Linked DNA regions of Homo sapiens: regions 1, 2 and 4 are each linked to region 3. A link is a loop called in an ENCODE intact Hi-C map of the cell type or tissue named here. Cell type or tissue: heart left ventricle. All regions are shown on one strand.

The links. A loop is a pair of places that touch in the nucleus more often than their neighbours do. Peaks named below come from ENCODE experiments on the same cell type or tissue, not always from the same donor. Only the 100,000 strongest peaks of a DNase experiment are listed, where the experiment ranks them.
Region 1: a loop joins it to region 3, with 4 times the contacts of the local background. A loop is called at or near these places in 32 of 110 quality-filtered maps.
Region 2: it touches region 3 in a loop (2.6-fold over the local background); 3 of 110 quality-filtered maps call a loop at or near these places.
Region 4: a loop joins it to region 3, with 4 times the contacts of the local background. A loop is called at or near these places in 35 of 110 quality-filtered maps.

The regions. Positions count from the first base shown.
Region 1 is chr10:97,756,982-97,761,981 of GRCh38, forward strand. ZFYVE27 (zinc finger FYVE-type containing 27) reads left to right here. Exons shown (of 13, transcript NM_001385875.1): 11 at 284-330; 12 at 661-742; 13 at 2,255-3,914. The coding sequence ends at 2,319. Among named protein-coding and RNA genes, the nearest start is that of SFRP5, 13 kb to the right of the region's middle. RefSeq lists a silencer at 2,537-2,586 and an enhancer at 3,059-3,558. In heart left ventricle, CTCF peaks have their summits at 2,625 (motif pointing right) and 2,827; a DNase peak (open chromatin) is centred at 2,630.
Region 2 is chr10:98,306,639-98,311,638 of GRCh38, forward strand. No RefSeq gene overlaps it. Among named protein-coding and RNA genes, the nearest start is that of LOXL4, 41 kb to the left of the region's middle. In heart left ventricle, CTCF peaks have their summits at 2,206 and 3,122 (motif pointing left); DNase peaks (open chromatin) are centred at 3,123 and 4,733.
Region 3 is chr10:98,043,544-98,048,543 of GRCh38, forward strand. No RefSeq gene overlaps it. Among named protein-coding and RNA genes, the nearest start is that of CRTAC1, 15 kb to the left of the region's middle. RefSeq lists an enhancer at 2,512-2,571. In heart left ventricle, CTCF peaks have their summits at 2,433 (motif pointing left) and 2,641; a DNase peak (open chromatin) is centred at 3,978; H3K27ac peaks cover 1,154 bases.
Region 4 is chr10:97,789,363-97,794,362 of GRCh38, forward strand. No RefSeq gene overlaps it. Among named protein-coding and RNA genes, the nearest start is that of SFRP5, 20 kb to the left of the region's middle. In heart left ventricle, CTCF peaks have their summits at 2,799 (motif pointing right) and 3,001; a DNase peak (open chromatin) is centred at 2,799; H3K4me3 peaks cover 232 bases; H3K27me3 peaks cover 620 bases.

The sequences.
Region 1 (5,000 bases), 290 kb before region 3:
CTCTTTGATTTCTGTTGAACCTGTAGGTAGGGCCACTCAGCTCTGGAAGGGTTCAGGGACTGGTAGCTATGTATGGCTGGAGACATCAGTCCTCAGGGGCTATCAGTCTTCTTAGTTTGAGTCCTTCTTTCTGTCTCTGAATCTGGCCTTGCTCCCTGGCTCACTGTGTCCAGCCAAGGAGGCTGGGCTGGTGTCCTGAGTGTCCCATTTAGAAGCGCCAGGAGCAGGTGAGCGTGAGAGTCCTGGGATGGGCGGGGGTTGAGCTGCTGCCTCTGTTTCTCAGGGAACTGCACGGGCTGCTCGGCCACCTTCTCAGTGCTGAAGAAGAGGGTGAGTGTCTGTGAGGGTGCATTTGTTGGGGACAGTGTCCTTGGGACTGTCGGGTGGGGAGGAGTTGAGGGGAGTCATTGAGAAAGTCTGGCTCGGGTCACATTGGGCCTGGCAGTGGCTTTCTGGAGTGAGTGTGCCCTCCCCTGCGCCTGTGCCACCTTTTACCAGCCTCCCCAGGGGGTATTCCATTTGCTCTCTTTCCTGCTCCACTTGGGCACCCCCCAGGCCCAGTTTCCTTGGGTGGGATCAGCTGGTGGAAAGGAGGGAGGTGCTGAGAACTCCAGGTACCTGAGGGTGAGGGACACATCTGACCTTGGCTCTTGTCTGCAGCGGAGCTGCAGTAATTGTGGAAACAGCTTCTGCTCTCGATGCTGCTCCTTCAAGGTGCCCAAGTCCTCCATGGGGGCCACAGGTGAGTGGTGCAGGTGGTGGGAGGGCTTGGTTGGTATCCCGCCCAGGGGATGTCACGCTGTGGCACAGAGGCAAGGGTGTCAGAGGTCAAGGGAACTTGGGATTGTAGTCAGGCCTACGGGAACGTTTCCTCCATCCCCTTTAGCAAAATCCTGAAACATTTGGTACATGCCGAAGAATAGATATGATGTACCTGTGAATTGTGAAGGGTAATAACAAGATGAATACCTGTGGCTGCTTCACTAAAGTTGAAAAACAAGAGCCCTGGCAACACCCCCGCAGCTCCCAGCACTGCTCCTGCCTTCCTGGAGTCAATCACCAGCCGCAATTTTAATCTTTTTCTTATTTCCTTGGCACTTTGAACAAAACTAAAAATTCCTTTTTTTCCTTTTATAAAATATAAAATATTTCCTATACATATTGTAAATAAAAAACACAGATAAGCAAAAGGAAAAAAAATTCCTGATTTCTTCCTGAGAGAACAATCGGGCATGGACCCTGCTGCTCATTAGCTTGCATGTAGAATAAAAGCACATGCATATTCCTGAAAAATGTGGTCACATTTCATGTACCGTTTTGTAGTATAATGTTAAACCAAGTTTTTTTTTTTTTTTTTTTGAGACGGAGTTTCACTCTTGTTGCCCAGGCTGGAGTGCAGTGGTACGGCCTTGGCTCACCACAACCTCTGCCTCCTGGGTTCAAGCAATTCTCCTGCCTCAGCCTCCCGAGTAGCTGGGATTACAGGCATGCGCCACCACACCCGGCTAATTTTGTATTTTAGTAGAGACGGGGTTTCTCCATGTTGGTCAGGCTGGTTTTGAACTCCTGACCTCAGGTGATCTGCCCGCCTCGGCCTCCCAAAGTGCTGGGATTACAGGCGTGAGCCACCGCCCCCAGCCCAAGTTCTTTTTTCTTCCGATGCAAGTAACATATGCTTACTAACTAGAAAATTTGGAAATTATTATACAGAGGACGAAGGAAGAGAAAAATAACCCTGTAATTTTACCACCCAGAGGTAACCACTGTTAAAACATTTTGGGAAATTTCACTGTGATATTTTACTTATTCTGTTTTTTTGAGACAGAGTCTCGCTCTGTCGCCCAGCCTGGAGTGCAGTGGCGCCATCTCGGCTCACTGCAACCTCCGCCTCTTGGGTTCAAACAATTCTTGTGCTTCAGCCTCCTGAGTAGCTGGGATTACAGGCGTGCATCACCATGCCTGGCTAATTTTTGTATTTAATATTTTATTTAAAAATTTTTGAAGGTGTTCTGTTGGTGCCACAATAATGTCTAATTCATAGCACAGGAGTGGCCTGCTGTTGGCATCATCACCCCCAGGATCCCCAGTTCCCATGGAAAGAAGAATCTCTGCGGGCAGGCTAGCAAGCTGGGCAGGGAGGGTGTGGGCTGGGTGGGGGGTCTGTGTGGGGCATTTGGGAGGGTGCTTCTAGTAGTTGGGGCCATGAACCAAAGGGCGCAAGGAAATGTCTCACCAAGTTCTTCCTCCTTTTCAGCCCCTGAAGCCCAGAGGGAGACTGTGTTTGTGTGTGCCTCGTGTAACCAGACCTTGAGCAAGTGAGAAGAGAGGCCAGGGTCCAACCAGGCACCCGTCCTTGGGACCAGCAGTAGACCCCCCACTCTCCCCACCCCTGGCCCACTGTGGTGTGTGCTGGGCAAATGTGGCCTGAATGCTAGGTAGGCTTCCCCTTCCTTCCTCACTCTCTCCAGCTGGATTCTGGAGCTGTTCTCCATCCATGAGAGTGGCTGGCAATGGCTGCTCTCAATCCCTTGAGGGAGAAGAGCCCCTGGAGGGCCTGGCATGTTTGTCCTGCTCTGCCTGGGACTGAGCGAGTGGACTTAGGGCTGGGCAGGCAGTAGCCACCAGAGGGCAGCAGCGAACTAGGCCAGGCCTGACTGGGGTCTGAAGATCAGGGTCAGTGTGGCTGTGCCTGGGAATTCCAGACCTGAGGTTGGGAAAAGAGGTTTTTCTCCTGCAGGGTACTGGGCCAGGCCCTCAGCCTCAGAGAGCCTGCAGAAGGGCTTGGGAGTGCCACACCCCATCTCTGCTGATTGAATGTCCCTCCAGGCACCAGGATCTCATCATTTCCCCATCAGAGGGTGTGGCCAGGCCTAACAAGACCATGGGTGCTTCTAGAAACAGGGTTGAAGTTCCCAGATTCCCTGAGAGGAGAATGTGTATAGGAGGGTTTGGCTGAGTCCTTCAGCGTTAAGTGGAGGAAAGCTTGGGGAAGCCCCAATAGCTGGACAGACCTCGGCCTCCCCTCGAAGACACCTCAATTCACAGACTCTCAGCCCACACAATGCCCCAGTGTCCCCAGCTCCGCTGGAGCAGCTGCAGGGCACTTGGATCACAACTTCTGCACCCTCTGTCCAGAGTCTAGGGCAGTCCTCCACTGGCCCAGCACTCCAGTTTCCTTTCCCTGCCTCTTGTCCAATGGAGTGGGAGGCCAGGTGAGTGGAGCAGAGGTCCTGAAGCCCTTGACCCCTGGGGGCCTGGGTAGTGTAGGATCTCGCTGGGCTGGGTCCTGGATTCCAGGGCTATTCCCTGGAGGACAGTCTCAGTTATGGGATAAGGCCCCCTGGGGGTCTCCATTTCTTTCCAACAGTTTCATGTTCACTACTGGACTCTTACGGGCTCAGTATCTCTCCCTTAGCCATGAGCTGGCTCAGGCATCCCTTCCCTTCCCTGGAGCTGCCCTGCCTTTCTCAAGTATTTATTTATTTATTGCATGGTTCCTGGGAACATGTGGCACAAGTAATGGGATGAGGAGGAATTGGGGGTGGGGGTCTTCTACCTAGGACTCTTCCCTGGAGTCATGGGCTGCCTGGGACCCAGGACCCATGAGGGGGCTGAGAGGTTTCTACACTCGAGGAGCAGGGGTCCAGAGAGGCAGGCTGGGGAGGCAAGGGACCCATCCTAGGCCCGCTTTCTTGCCGAGCCAAGCAGCTTAGCTGGGGCTGTGCAGCCAGGGGCTTACCCAGGCCAGTGGAGGTGCCACAGCCCTGGGGAGCCAGACAGGCTTTGGTATCGTATCGCCTCTGTGTCCTTTTAAGAGAGGAGAGTTCAGTACCCCGTGCTTTCTTTACACTGGAGAGGAACTAAAAGGATCTCTGTGTCTATGGAGAATTGTCAATAAAAAGGCCTCAAGCTTCTTGTTTTTGTCATGTCTTTGTGTTGGCATTTTCCCTGAGGCTGGAAGACCAGATCTCTCTGGCACTGCTGGAGTTTTGCAGGCCTGGGCAATTCCTGCAGGACCAGGCTGAGGGGCGGGCCTTTGGGGCACCATGGTGGCAGGGGCGTGGGGGCTGCAGCCTGGTCTGGGTATGAGCTGGGGGCCAAGAGGAGGAAAGCTGTGCCTTGCACGCAGGAGAGGCTCAGCAAATGCTTGTCGGATTGACTTGAGGCCCAGTCTTGTGACCCAATTGTGAGGGCCCAGCACTGGGGGTTGGGGTTGGGACTAGAACTTGGTAAACCCCAAACAATGCAGGCTTTACAACGGAAAGATTTTAACTAATCCCTCTGAGAAAGCCAGAAAGGGTCAGCCTTCAGGGAGGCTGAGAGCAGCAGGAAAGAGGATTGGACATGAGATGGGAAGTGCAAGCCATGCCCTGAGCTGGGGCAGGTGGGTGGTGGGTGGCTGGGTGCTGGGCACTGGTGAGGGCTTTGCGTGCAGTATCTCATTTATTGCTCACAGCAACTCTGAGGTAGGCACTGTTCCCCTGAAGTAGGAGCAGAGTCCCTGCAGCAGTAGAGGGTGGTGCCTGGCGCCTGCTGTGGCCCACCTCCATGCTTGGACCCCTTTACCATCTGTTGGAGCGGTGCTGGGGCCCATTGGCATAGGGATGCTGCCCCCAGGCTCACTGTGCTTTCCTCCTCTGGAAAGTGCACCTGATGGTGATGCATAGCTTGTGCGGGTGCTGTGAGAGAAATGAGAGAGTCGACGGGAGGCATGGGGCCCGGTGCCTGGCATGCTGGACACGCTGGCTCCTGTCATCCTGGCCACCTTCAGAGGACAAACAGCTCTGTCCTGGGTGGCTTAGAACAGTGATTTATTTTTTTTAAACCAGAGTGTAATTTTAGATGATTCTTCAGAGAAGAGTATCAGAGAGGCACAAGTGTAGTTTGGAAAAGCAGTCAATGCATTTTATTTTTGGAAAATGAAAATGCCAAATGTTGGTGAAATCTCAACCATAACAGCAGTAACTTGAAGTCTGTGCCTGCAGGCATGGATTACAGAG
Region 2 (5,000 bases), 260 kb after region 3:
ACATATTCTTACTTGGGAATTGTATCAGTCAGGATAGGCTTGGTTAAGATACAGTAACAAACAGCCCCCAATCTCAGTGGCTTAAAAACCACGGTTTTCTTTCTTACTCAGTCGACATGTCCATGACAGCTCAATAAGAGAGCTGTGTTCATCACAGCAGCTCAGGGATCTGGGCTGCAGGAAGAGCCACGATTTGTAATGTTGCCAATCACCATGCCAGAGGGAAGAGGAGCTCTGGAGGGCCCAGAACCTTCCACTCACGAGTCACTGGACATAAGTAGCCACGCAAACTTGATCCACCACAGGGGCCCCAAAAAGTACAAATCTGCCACGAACCCAGAAAGAGGAAAACCAGAAAGATTTAGAGAACAACCCTAATAAACTTTTAAAAACCATTTTGTATTTTTTGTGGTATGAAATAGAGTGATTTTTAAATGTAATAGTTTCATTTTAGATCAGTATATTATGATCAATTATATTTTAAGGTATATTTTAATCACTCTTTAATTATAACCATAATGTATAGAGACGAATTTGGGCATTTTCATCACTGAGGAGGTGATAAATGCTATTTAATTTAATCATGCAAAAAAGTGATTTGTTGACAAATTTTAATTTGATATATGTTTCATTTGAGGACCAAATGTATTTTAAAATGAATGTTGTAATTATAACTTGCAGCATAACAATGTTTTTTAGGACCTCATATTTGAACTTAATGAAAATTTTGTATTTCAAAAAGCAAGATTTTTTTTTTTTGATGTAAAGGATTTTCTCCCACTGGATATTGAGATTAAGGGTATGAAACCACTATTTTTTTGTTTTGTTTTGTTTTGATTTGAGACAGAGTCTCACTGTGTCCCAGGTTGGAGTGCAGTGGCGTGATCTTGGCTCACTGCAACCTCTGCCTCCTAGGTTCAAGCGATTCTTGTGCCCCAGCTTCCTGAGTAGCCGGGATTACAGGCGCATGCCACCACACCCAACTAATTTTTGTATTTTTAGTAGAGATGGGGTTTCACCATGTTGGCCAGGCTGGTCTCGAACTCCTGACCTCAGGTGATCCACCCACCGTGGCCTCCCAAAGTGTTGGGATTACAGGCGTGAGCCACCTCGCCAGGTCAGAAACTGCTATTTGTTAGCACTTCTCAAAAATACATTACAGGACTGGATCATCTTTATTCTTAATAAATAAAAATGCCAAATTGGCCATAATTGTCAGTGTGTTTTCTCTTTTTAGCATTGGTTTATGGGGTACTAGAAACATTTTTAGAATTATTCTATTTTTTATGTTCCTTATTAACTTGATAGTGTATTTCCTTCTCAGTGTTCCTTATGCTTCTTGTCTTAAACCAATGGTCCATCCATCCTGGGTGTAAATTAAACTGAGTATGACTAAACATAAAAAGAATTTAATGCTGCATGATAGTGAAACCCACCAGGATGGTTAGTGGTGTTCGGCTGAGTGCTGAGCCAACGGCCTGGAGACTGAGTCACAGCCAAATTGATCTCCACTCCCAGGGAAGGTGTGCTCTCCTGGCATGCCTTCAGAGCACTCACGCCCTTCCATTTAGAAAAGTAACTATTTTATTATTGATTTAGAAAATAAATGAAACATACTATCATTGCCTTGAAGCACGCAGATGCTTGCAATATCTTCAGGAGCCCGTGAGGATCACAAATAGCACACTGGGAAATGTTTCACCACGCCAGCTTCCACCGACTGTAGGCGCCTGGGGGTACATCGGAACTCAGCCATCTCTGCAGGTGACAGCCTCGTGGTGCCCAGCCCAGTGGGTTTTGCATAGGCTTAGATGCTTGCTATTTGTAGATTGTTGCTGATATTGCTTGATATTTGGAAGGGCAAAGAAAAAAAGGAGGGAAAGACCGACTACCTCCTCTTGAGTATATTCTGCTTCCCAGTATACAAGGGGGTTGACTGCACTGCCCAGGTCTGGATCATGTCTACACAGCCCGAGGAATGAGAGGTGGTGGTTGGCAAGATGCAGCCAGGGCCGGAAAGAGATGCAGAGATCCCCCAGGAACCAGTGTGTGAACTCTCTGGCCGTGTCCTCCCCCTGCCATGAAGAGCCGAGATAATGAAGATAGAACAAGCTCAGAGCAGGGCAGAGAAGCCATCCAGGAGACATGACTTACGGGAGGAGAGTTTAATTGGTTTAGCCTAAAAAGCCCATTACGCTCTCTGGTGGACACGGTAATGCTATAAATATCCACAAGGTGACAACAAGGGAGAGAGGATGGGTCTGTCTCGCTGATAGACTGTTAAGACCGGCGGCGCAGGGGGAGGCAGGCCCTGCTGGGGGCTTGAGCTCATTTCAGGGGCTTGGAGATGTTTTTACAGTGAGAATCCTTTGTTCAAATGAAAGCATACATGGAACTCTGTAACATGAAACAGATGGATAGCTAAGCTTCTCTAGCAGAAGCAAAGGTCATTCTTTGCCCCAACTCCTGCAGATACCTCACCTCACCCTCCCTGCAGCGCCCCGGCATCTCCTCTAGGCTCAGTTGGAAAACCTGTAGGTGAGCTACTCAGAGGCCCCCAGCTCTGACAGTCCTTGCTGGGGAGTGGCCGTGTCTAAGCAGGAGGTGAGGGTGAGGCACCCGAAAAGACAGTCTGTGGGGATGCAGCTTAAAGCAGGGCCCCTGTGTGGAAAGGGGTTTTTGCTGCCAAGAGATCCTGGGAGTGGTGAGACAGTACCCATCAAGCCTCGGGAAGGACTGAGCTCGTTAAATCACAAGTCGTATCTCACTGGCAGCTGCAGTCTTGGGAGCAGGCATTGGCAATGGATTGTGAGCAAGCGCATGCCTGTGGGGTCTCTCACATGGTCGGGAGGGGAGCTCAGCTTTCAGGGAGCATCTCAGAGTGTGCAGATGGGAGGGTGTTAGGGAAAAGGAGGCAGGGTGATGAGCACGGCGGCAGTCCCGGACCCGGAGTGTGGAGGCTGAGCTCCAATCCCTGCTCTCTGTAAATCTGCCATGTGACCTTGGGTTGTTTGGCTCTCAATTTCCTGATCTGAAACACAAGGTTGGATAAGAAGAGGGAGTGGGATGGAGGCGTAAGCTGCGGCCGCCCGTTCCCAGCCCTCTTCCGCCCTCTTATGGCCACCCCTGAACCAGCCTTTGCTAGGCGGCTTCCCAGGGCCTCCAGGGCCTGCGAGCCCAGTCTGGGAAAACTGGGCTTGGCAATGACCCTGGCAAGGGCATCCCAGGCCGTGGCTCCTGGATGAGAGAGACAGAATCAAATCTGCCCTGGGGGGAGGGGAACTGGGAGAGCTCCTTTGCCAAGGGACCACACTTGGGGGCCACCCTTGAACCTCTTTCTAACAAGGAACAAAGGCAGCTCCACGAGTGACTCCTCTGCTCAGAAACACAGCTCTCTGCTGCCTGGAAATCACAAAAAGACGCTGAGTGATGGGGTGCCCTTCTATGCTCTGGTTCCCTCCCAGTTTCTTTCCTCCCAATTTCCCTCCTCATCTTCTATGCCTCTATTTAGCCCTCAGGACGTGACAGTTCCCAGATCTCTGCTGGATGCCTCCCTTTATCTGAAATGCTGGTTCCAGCCTCCAGCACTCCCCCTAACAGGGAACAGGTACTCACTCCCTCCTCCCTGTGAGACACAATTAACAGTGACATACAATTTTTTAATGTGAAAATCAACCACCAAGCAGGCCAGGCATGGTGGCTCACGCCTGTAATCCCAGTACTTTGGGAGGCTGAGGTGGGAGGATGGCTTGAGCCCAGGAGTTCAAGACCAGCCTGGGCAAAATAGCGAGACCACATCTCAGAAAAAAAAAGAAAACCAGCCACAAAGCCTACTACTCACACCTGTTATTCCTCAGTAGGAGCCATGGTGCACCTGGCCTTTTGTTCTTGGTTTTTCATCACTGTACAATGTTTTTTTCCTGCTGATCCATAATCCTTATGGTAGTAATTTAGCAGCTGCATGATTCATCATTATACAGACTGGTGGCTGTCAGTCTGAGTCTAGGGGCTGTCCAGGTGATGGCATCCAACTTCTCCTTTCACCCCAGGAACTCTGCATTTACCTTTCTCCCAGCTTCATTGTCTTGTTATAACACACTGGGGGTTTCAGGAAAGATTTTATTTGGAAAAAAAATCTGTGGTTTAAGACACTTAAAAATCACGGAGCTAGATTAACAAATATGCACATAACCAAATGCATAACAAATATGCACATAACCAAATGCATCATTTCAAAGAATGGTTTTGCACATGCAGACTTTCCCTCTTTTAAAAGTGTCTCGCTGGCATTTTTTTTTCTCCCCTGCCTGGCGTTGTCCTTCTCTGGAGAATGCGTTTGCCTCGACCCTTCTATTAGAACAGGACTCCTGAGAGTCAGGGGCTGGGTCCTGCTCATTTCAAAGCCTGGCAAGGTGCCCCGCACACCGTGCACGCTCCCTTGTGGAACTGAATATGAAGGTGGCTCCACGGGGGAACTGGGACGTGCCTATGTTGGATGGACAAGACGTTCCAGTTCAGAATTTCTCAGCACACCAGGGAATGGCAGAGGTTCTCCAAGATAATTTTTGTTGTCAGGGTAGGGCCAAGACCACCTCCCTTGCCAGGCTCTGGGGGGACTCAGAGAGTCCTTGCCCTGGGAAGGGTTTTGTCAGGAGCACCAGATGAAACAGACCACGCTGGCCTCCCTCCAGGGTTCAGGACAGGCCTCGGCCTCGGCATTCATTGCTGGAGCCTTTCCCACATCCTCCACTGCACACTCGCTGGTCTGTGCCCATCACTGCACCTGAATGTCCTGCTGGTGAGGCACCTAGCTGAGAGAGATGTGTCCCTGGGCTCTGCTTGGAGGAATAACCCTTGGCCCATCTCCTGTGCTGTGACCCTCCACGCCTGCCCTCAAGTCATGTCCCCAGGAGGAAACTGCCAGCCAGTCCCCAGCAAGGGGGAATAGTGAATCAGAACACAAAGAGGCTTTTGGCTGGGTGCAGTGGCTCATCCCTTCC
Region 3 (5,000 bases):
TGCCAGGGTGACCACCGGGTGAGGAACTGGGCAACCTGGCCTCTCATCTGGGCCGCCACTTTCCCACTGTATGTCCCTACTTAATCTGGAAAGATAAAACTGAGCTGGATGATCTTTCACATTCCCTGCAGTTCTGATGCTCTAGCCCTTTATTTGGGAGTAGAAGCAGGAGGAAGGTCTGGAGGAAAGGAGGCTAAAGTTTATCGAGTTCCTTCTCTCAGTCAGGCACTGAACTGAGCACAGTGGCATCACTTCTTCATAGCAGCCCTGCTAGCATAGTCTCTATTTTGCCTATGAGGAAAAAAAAAATAGGAGGCTAAGTGACATGTCTAAAGTCACATAGCTGGACCATGACACTCAAGCCAGCACACTTTCTACTTTGCCACAAGGCATCTGGCCACTTGAAAACCACCTGTACCTGCTGCTCCAGAATATCTGATTCCTAGAAGTAGCACTCACCTTCTATGGAGCATGACTTTGATCCACACAGTGACTGGGAAAGAGAGATGTCAGCTGGGTTGTCGGATTTCCTGGTTTATTTCAACACTATCTTCTGGCTCCCAGTTAGGCAGCTCGGGGGTGAAAGCTGCCCTTGATGTAAGTAATGAGCAGTAGAACTTGCGTTGTAGGCTGACCCCACAGGACACTGAATGATTCTGTAATTATGCCACACAGTATTCATTGAAGGCCATGCATGTGCTGTACGCTAACAACAACAATAGCAATAACAGCAGCAGCAGCAACAGCAAAAACAGTAGCAACGACGGTAGCGACAACAGCAACAGTAGCGGCAACAACAGCAGCAAAACAGCAGCAACAGCAACAACAGTAGTGTCAACAGCAGCAGCGACAGCAGCAACAACAGCAGCAGCGACAGCAGCAACAACAGCAGCAATAGCAGCAACAACAGCAGCAATAGCAGCGACAACAGCAATAGCAGCAGCAACAACAACAGCAGCAGCAACAGCAGCAACAACAGCAGCAACAACAACAGCAACAGCAGCAACAGCAGCAGCAACAACAATAGCAACAACAGTAGTGGCAATAACAGCAGCAAAACAGCAACAGCAGCAGCAGCAGCAACAGCAACAATCAATGACCTTTCCGAGGGCTCATTCTGCACTGGGCACAGTAAGATACTTACAAGCATATCACCTATGAGGAGTGTAAGATGACTCTCCCTATTTTCTGCTTGAGGATATTGGGTCTCAATCTCGGACAGATGAAACGAGTATCCCAATGGCTGAACCGCCAGGATCAACATGCTTCTGCCTCTATATGGCGGAGAAGGTGTTAACTTGCTAGGTAAACCAAGGGGCTGTATTTTCTTAATTAAAAATCAGGGCACATGGTCTGATACACTGGCTGGTGATCAGCAGGATCTCTAAAAACCCCAGGGGCAGTTGCAATCAGTATGGGTCTCAGCATAGCTACCTGCCTCTTTGTGCCCCCTCTTCTGCTCCATATCCATCATATCACTTTCTGGTCGCCCAAAGCCCTCCCACAAAGGCTCATCACTCTGGCCTCCCTCCCAGAGTATCTCGTGCTCCAAAACTGTGACCTCTAATCTGCAACCAAATTTACCATTCTCAGATTAAACAATCCCCAACCTATTCTGGTGGAGGAAACCCTAACAGCTGATTGGTGTAATTCATACTAAGGTGTGAGTGATTAACAAGATGTCTATCACTAACAAGTGTCTGTCATTTTAAAGAGAAGCTAGTTTCTCCACCAGACAGCTGTCTCTAATAGGATCCTAGCTGCCTGGCAGTCCAGGCTTCATGGTGGCAGTCTCATGGGGAAAGGTGGAGAGAGAGAGAGAGAGAGAGAGAGAGAGAGAGAGAGAGAGAGAGAGACCAACCTCTCCAGCGGGCTGATTTTCAAAGGGAGGTGCCTTATCCCCACTTTCTAGTCTCTGATCAGAATGCAGTGGCACAGGGAGAGTGCTTGGAAAACCCTACAGCCCCTCTCCTATTGGCATCGTCTCACCTTTCGAGACCCTCTCTTCAGTGAGAAACCATTTTAATAAGGCTGTAATTTCGTTACAGAATTTTGTAATTAAATATCCTTAAAAGAAATGAGGCTGCAGGTCCCTATCTCCCAATTTATCATAGACTTAATTCCCCAAGTTACACAGTGTTTAATCAAGACTGTATCCCTATTATAACTTCATGCACTTTCCTGGCCTTAGAGATAGGAAGTGCTCTGAATTTCTCATGAGGGTGCTCTCTGTTCCTGGGATGTTATTGTTTACCAAATAAGTGGTGGCTTCTTAGTCAGAAGTAGCAGATCTGTCCTCACCCCTGCCCTCACCCTAGTCCTCTGGGCCCGTCTCACCCTCCGAGGTAAATCCATTCATCAGCTCTTCAGAGGGTGTCACAGTTCAGAGCTGGCGGCTTCATTTAAGGAGCAAATGTGCTCCCCCTGCTGGCTGAGGGCAGCCAATACATCGGTGTGCTGCAAAAATCACAAACCTGGTTTTTGGGCTCCCTCCAAACCACAGGTGTGAACACCTACCATGTGCTGGGTGCAGTGCTAACGGATATCAAGATGAGAAGGGTCAGGCAGCTGTCCTCAAAGAGCATAGAGTCTGCTAGGAGAGACAAAAATGTGAGTAAATATTTTACATAATCCATAAAATCATGTGTTTACCTCTATTTACTTAATTGTGGGATTGCAGAGAGAAGAGAAACTACTTCTGTCCACAGAGATAAGGGAGGCTCCATAGTGAATATAGCACTTTACCTGCATCCTGAAAAAGCAGTCAGATTTCAGAAAGTGATGATGGTGGGGATCACACAACTTAGAGTGTTAGGGGTAAAGAGAACTGAAGAATCACGTACTTTAAATGCCTCCTTTTATGAGTGAGGAAAGGGAGCTCAGAAAGCCCAAACACCCTACGTGCAGTGATGGAATAGAGAGTGGAATCCATTTCTTCTCATTCCAACTCTGGGCTCACCAGGAATTCCAGGCTGAGGGTGGATGAAAGGCAGTGTGGGTGGGGAAGTGCCAGATATGTCGGGGAAATGGTGAAAGGGGTCAGAGTTGCCACAAGAAATTCAATCGCTTTTACTGAGGAAGTGAAATGGTCTGGTTAATTTAATTTCCTAATTAGATGGAAGTTCTGCAGAAAGGCTGCTTTGTTAGAAATGTTTTTAAATTTTAAAAAACTTCCTAAAATGTTTTCTTTTGCTTTCCTGCCTTAGCAAGAAAAATGAAGGCCATGGTTAGGCCATTGATACGTCTGGTTCTTGCAGTATCTTGCAATTATTTTAGCTGCAGAGAACATGCAAATTTACAGATAGAGACCCTTGAAGGGGTTTTAAAAATCTTTAACGGCAACATATTTGCCTGCTATTTGTCTATCATCAACCACAGTGTATAGATTTATTTATCAGTGTGGGATAGTTAAATCAAGAAATCTGATTAAATGAGGGCCCTGGCTCACGTTGCTTTGGGTAATTGAGGTTTTGCCGGGTTATTAAGGTGGTCCCTGCTGAGCCCCCGCATATCTTTGCCCTTGCTCTTTGCAGGGCTGCACCAGGCATTGGTGCTTCAGCAAGGAGCCCTATAGAATTCCTGGGCTTGTTTTGAAAAGGAGCAGGCAGAACATTTCACTGATGATACTGGCTGGCTCATGCACAAGTTCTTCCCACTGGGACCCCTGCCCACGGAAAAGTATGAATAGTGGCCTTATCTAAATGACAGCCTCAAGAGATTTGACTTCAGCCTGGATGTGGTAGCCAGCTGCCCCAGATTCCCACTTTCTGATATTCACACATTATACAGGCCCCTCCTACATTATACCAGGGTCGGTTTGTATAGCTAATAAAATAGGTGATAGCATGTCACTTCCTGGGTTAAGTTATAAAAAGTCGTTGCAGCTTTCATCCTGGCAGCTTTCTCTCTCAGATCACTTGCTCTCGGGGGAGGTAGCTGCCATGTCATGAGCATCACTATGGAGAGGCCCACGTGGTAAGGAGCTGAGGCCAACAGCCAACAGTCATGTGAGTGAGCCTGGAGGCCTAGGCTCCAGTCCCAGTTTAGCCTGATAACTGCAGCCCTGGCTGACATCTTGACTTCAACTTCATGAGAGAGACTGAGCCAGAACTACCCAGCTAAGCCACTCTCAGATTCACAACCCTCAGAAATTGTATGAGATAATAAATATGTGTTGTTTTAAGCTGCTGAATTTAAGCTAATTTGTTATGCAACAATAGATAACTAATACACTAGCGAGAGATCTCCCTGGCATGGGGAACTCTTGGGGACTGCTCTTTCTCAGCACTCTATCTAAGCAGCCAGAGGTGTCTTGACATCCCGGAATCTTAAATCTAGAAGAGGCCCTGGAGTTTAGCTAGTCCAGTTCCCTCAGTTTATGGTGGAAAAAGAGAGGCCAGAGGAGAAGAGGCTTTGTGTGTAGCCAAGATGAAAATAAAAGTTGGATCTCCTGATTTGGGGTTCTGCCTTTCCTCCTCTATTTCCACTCCCACAATTAGTTGGCTTCCCAATTCATCATTTTTATTATTTGAGACATGGTCTTGCTCTGTCACCTTTGCTGGAGTGCAGTGGCGTGATCACAGCTCACTGCAGCCTTGACCTGCCTGGGCTCAGGTGATCCTCCCATCTCAGCCTCCTGAGTAGCTGGGACTACAGGCATGCACCACCATGCCCAGCTATTTTTTTTTTTTTGGACTTTTTGTAGAGAGGGAGCTTCACCATGTTGGCCAGTCTGGTCTCAAACTCCCAGGCTCAAGTGATCTGCCCACCTCAGCCTCCCAAAATGGTAGGATTACAGGCCTAAGGCCCTCACCCTAATTATTATTTTATTCATCAAATATTTATAGAGTTCCTACTATGCACTAGGTCCTGTGTTAGGCCCTGGGTCATTGTAGAGGCTCTTGGCACATGTGGGACTATGGTCAAAAGTTATCATTCGAATGAAATATGCTTATTACAATGGATATATGCTGAATAAATGAATAAGTCAGGAGACACCA
Region 4 (5,000 bases), 250 kb before region 3:
GGATTGAGACGAGACGGGAGACCTGGGTTCTGGCTAAAGGGCTCCCTCAGCTCCCTCTGTGCCTTTATTTATTTTATTTTTTAGATGGAATCTCACTCTGTTGCCCAGGCTGGAGTGCTGTGGCATGATCTCAGTTCACTGCAACCTCTGCCTCCTGGGTTCAAGTGATTGTCCTGCCTCAACTTCCTGAGTAGCTGGGATTCCAGGCACCCACCACCACGCCAGACTAATTTTTGTATTTTTTGTAGAGATGGGGTTTCACCATGTTGGCTAGGCTGGTCTTGAACTCCTGATTTCAAATGATCCACCCGCCTCGGCCTCCTAAAGTGCTGGGATTACAGGTGTGAGCCACCGCGTCCGGCCCCCTCTGTGTCCTTAGATAAGTCACTGCACCTCTTTGGGCTGCTGTTTCTACATCTGAAAAAATGGGGGGTTGGGGGATTGGACTAGATGACACGAAGGGCCCCTACACTTTAAAGGTGCTCAATGCCTGGCCCTGGGTAGGTGAGGCATGGACTGACCTGTCGGCAGGGAGAGGGGCAGAGGGTGTGTGGGCAGAGGCACCACCTTGGCTAAGGGACAGTGGGCTGGACGGGATTTGTCCCTGCACCTGTCTTAGTCACCCAGGACAGCAAGTGGGTGGTGGTGGTGGGGGTGCTGCTGGGGTACAGGAGGGGTAACAGGGCCCTTGAGCCACTGTGCACCTTGGAGGGCCATGCAGTACGCTGGTTAAGCACCCAGGTGCTGGAGTAGTGGCATTTGATTCAAATCCCAGGTCTGCTTCTCCCCTGTGTAATCTTGGGTGAGTCCCTCAACCTCTGGCACCTCAGTTTCTCTATCTGTACAATGGGCATGATAATAGTGTTTACCTTGTCATTTTTGGGAAGTTTTGCTAGAAAGATAAATGTAAAGTGCTTAGCTCGATTCCTGGCAGATGGCAAGTGCTCAGTAAATGTGAGTTCTTACTTCTTTCCCGGCCAGGTCCATAGGGCCTGGACCCTTGTTAGAGCAGATTCTGTGTGACCACAGCTGTGGAGGAGATGGGGCAGTTCAGCCTCAAAGCAACTGCTGGCCCAAGGATGCTGATTATAAAGTGTACTTAAAATGATCAACATTTATTATCTCACAATGCAACAAATAATTATAATAAATAATTCAGTGGCTCAGGAATTCAGGAGCATCTGAGCTGGGTGGTTCTGACTCAGGGTCTCTCTCACGAGATTGCCATCAAGATATTGTCTAGGGGCCAGACACAGTGGCTTACACCTGTCATCCCAGCACTTTGGGAGGCTGAGCTGGGAGGGTCTCCTGAACCCAGGAGTTTGAGACCAGCCTGGGTAAACAGGGAAACTCTGTCCTTATAAAAAATTAACAAAAAAATTAGCTGGGCATGATGGCATGTGTGGGATCCTAGCTACTCAGGAGGCTGAGGCAAGAGGATCACTTGAGCCCGGGAGTTCGAGGCTGCAGTGAGCCATGATTACACCACTGCACTTCAGCCTGGGTGACAGAGTGAGACTGTCTCCCCTGCCTCTGCAAAAAAAAAAAAAAAAAAAAAAAAAAAAAAAAAAAAAAAAAAATTGGCCAGGGCTGCAGCCACCAGGAGACTTGGGAGGGGCTGGAGGATCTGACCCCAAGTCCACTTGTGTGACTGTTGGCTGGAGGCCATATGGGGAGCTTGAGTGTCCTCACGACATGGGAGCTGGCTTCCCCAGGGCAAGTGACCTAAGGAAGCCAGGCGGGGGGAAGCACAGTGCCTCTCATTACTTGGTCTCTGAAATTGCCCGCCATGAATTCTGCTTACTGTGTTCATTGGAGACAAGTCACTACCTCCACCTCACACCCAAGGGAAGGGAGGAGTATCAGAATTTGTGGACCTCTTTTAAAGCCACCACAAACATTAACAGCTATTCTATGCCCAGATGCTCTGTGGTGGGAACTGGACACACATTATCTCTAATTCCCACAAAAGCTTTCTAAGTTAGGAATGAAGTTTCTTCTATGGGTGAGAATATAGTGATTCAAAGGGATGAAGCATCTTGCCCAAGGCCACCAGCCAGGGGGTGTCCACAGTGCTGTCTGGTCCCAGAGCCTGGCCTTTCCCACCACACCAGGCCATTCCCCACCCCAGATACAACCCAGTTTCAGCCACACCCAATCCAGCCTTGGCTTTGAAGCCACACAGGACTGGCTACGGTAAGGAGACCTCCTTGGTTGTAGGATTAAAAGTAATGTATGAGGCACAGGGCATGAGAAAGGTAGGGACTTTCAGAGCCACACTGACCTGGGTTTGGGTTCTGACTTTGCTTCGTGCCTCAGTTTTCTCATCTGTATGGTAGGAGCAATCATGTCCATGGGGCAGGACAACTACAAGGATTAGATGAGGTGTGTACGCAGCAGGTATGCAGCACTGGCTGTTATTATCATGGGATGGGGCCAGGTAGCCCTGAGGCTGGGCCGAGAGAAGGCTGCCCTCCCTGGGAGTAGTGTGTTCTCATGGTGGAAGCAATGTCCCCCCTTCCTGGTCTGAGGACTCCCATCCGGGTTGTGTTCAGCAAAGACAGGGAATCCAAGTGATGGTGCTGCTTTGCCAGCCCTGTAGGTAGGGCTGAGGCCAGGCCCCCACGCTTGAGGGCCAGACTCGGCCAGGCTACGGACTTTCCCTAACCTCCCCGCCCTGACTCTTCCTAGGCTCAGGGGGTCCAGGCTGGGAGCTCCCCGGAGCCCTCCCCTCCTGCCTTCCCAGTGTCTCCCATGTCTCCGGCAAGGAGGGATCTGCATGCACTTGTCTGCTTCCGCCAGCAGAGGGAGCAGGTGCTGTGTCTGGGAACCAGGGAGGCTCCAGGTGAGGTGGCTGCCTGGCAGGGGGTCCTCTTGTCCTGGAAGCCCCTTAGCCCAGTGGGTGACTTGGTGATTTGGAGCAGAGCTGGCAAGGGTGGGGGCTGCATCCTAGAGCTCCTCCGAAAAGACCAGTCTCAGCTCTCTAGAGCCCAGGAGATGGGGCCATGTTCAAGGAAGGGAAGGGATGGGGTTTCCTGGGCCTGAGATCTCAGATCTCGGCCCCCGCCTCCCTTGCAATCCAGGGAGGCAAAGAAGTCATTGCTGCACTCCATAGTCTGTCCAGCTAATTTCATACAGTGCCAACTGTATGCCAGGCACTGTGGTAGCCCTGGGAGTGCACGGCAGATGTGGCCTTTCACAGGGCTGACATTCTAAAGGGAAGCTGGGCAAAGACAAGATGTATGAATGGAGTAATGGCAAACATGCGGTAAAGGAAATAAACAGGAGGCTGGGAGAGGCAGCAGCTGGGGACCCATGTCTACACTGCTCACCCAGATGGCCAGGTGGAATTGAGGTGGAGCAAGTCCGTGAGTCTGTGGGTGGGAACTGCCTCCTCCACTATGCCCCTCTCAGCCATGGGCTCCTATTGTCACCAGAAATCACCACAGGTCATCATAAGGACCTGGCCATGACAGCAGGGAGGACGTTTAGTCCACTAGTCACCTGCAGGATTATCCATGGAACTAATTCACTGGAGCACCTGGAGTCACACAGGCCTGGCTTGTGGCCTGGCTCAGTCACTTATCACCTGTGTGACCTTGGCTAAGATGCTTAAATTCTCTGTTTTGTCATCTGCAAAGCAGTAATAAAGATTCCTACATAGTGCGAGGACTGTGGTGTGTTCATCCTCTTGCAGCGCTACCTCTTGCCAGCTGACGTGTTGCGCTCACATACATTTGTTTTTTATTGCTGCTGAAACAAATTACAAATGTGTGTTACTTTAGCATTTAAAGCAACGCACATTTATTAGCGCACAGTCTCTGTGGGTTGGGAGTCCAGGCCTGGGTTACCTGGGTCCTTTGCTCAGGGTCTCACAAAGCTGCAGTCAAAGTGTCAGCCAGGTCCAGGCACGGTGGCTCACGCCTGTAATCCCAACAGTTTGGAAGGCCAAGGTGGGTGGATCACTTGAGGTCAGGAGTTTGAGACCAGCCTGGCCAACATGGTGAAACCTCATCTGTACTAAAAATACAAAAGTTAGCCAGGTGTGGTGGCATGCACCTTTAGTCCCAGCTACTTGGGAGACAGGCAGGAGAATTGCTTAAACCCAGGAGGCAGAGGTTGCAGTGAGATGAAATCGCACCACTGCACTCCAACCTGGGTAACAGAGTGAGATTCCATCTCAAACGAAACAAAACCCAACATGTCAGCCAGGGTAGGGTCATCTGAGACTTGGGAGCTTCTTCCAAACTTCCTAGGTTTTGGCAGAATTAATTTCCTTGCAGATGTAGAACTGCTTCTTGCCTCCCTTCCTCCCTCCCTCCCTTCCTTCTTCCCCTTTCTTCCTCTCTTCCTTCTTCCCTTTCTTCCTCCCATCCTTCCTTCCCTTTCTTTTATTTCATATAAAGATGAAGTCTCGAAATCCTGAGCTCAAGCAATCCTCCTGCCTTGGCCTCCCAAAGTGCTGGGATTATAGGTGTGAGCCACCACGCCCAGCCCAACCTCTTTAAGATCCTTCCTTCCTCTCTTCCTTTCCTTCCTTCCTTCCTTCTTTCCTTCCTTCCTCTCTCTTTTTCTTTATTTCTTCTTCCTCTTCTTCTTCTTCTTCTTTTTTTTTTTTTTAAGAGATGAGGTCTTGCTATGTTGCCCAGGCTGTTCTCGAACTCCTGGGCTCAAGTGATCCTCCCACCTTGGCCTCCCACAGTGCTGGGATCACAGGCGTGAGCCACTGCACCAAGGCCTGCATCTTCTTCTTGAAGACTGTGTCTTCAAAGCCAGCTGGAGAGCTCTCTCTGAGGTGTCACCATCTTTAAAAAGGCTCACCTGATTAGGTCAGGCCTACCCAGGATCATCTCACTTTCTATTAACTTAAAGTCAACTGATTATAACATTCCATATTTGCTGGTCCCACCCAGACTAAGGAAGAAGAGATCATACAGGCCATGCATAGTCAGGGTAGGAATCCTGGAGGCTATTTTAGAATTATCAGTATGACAAAAATT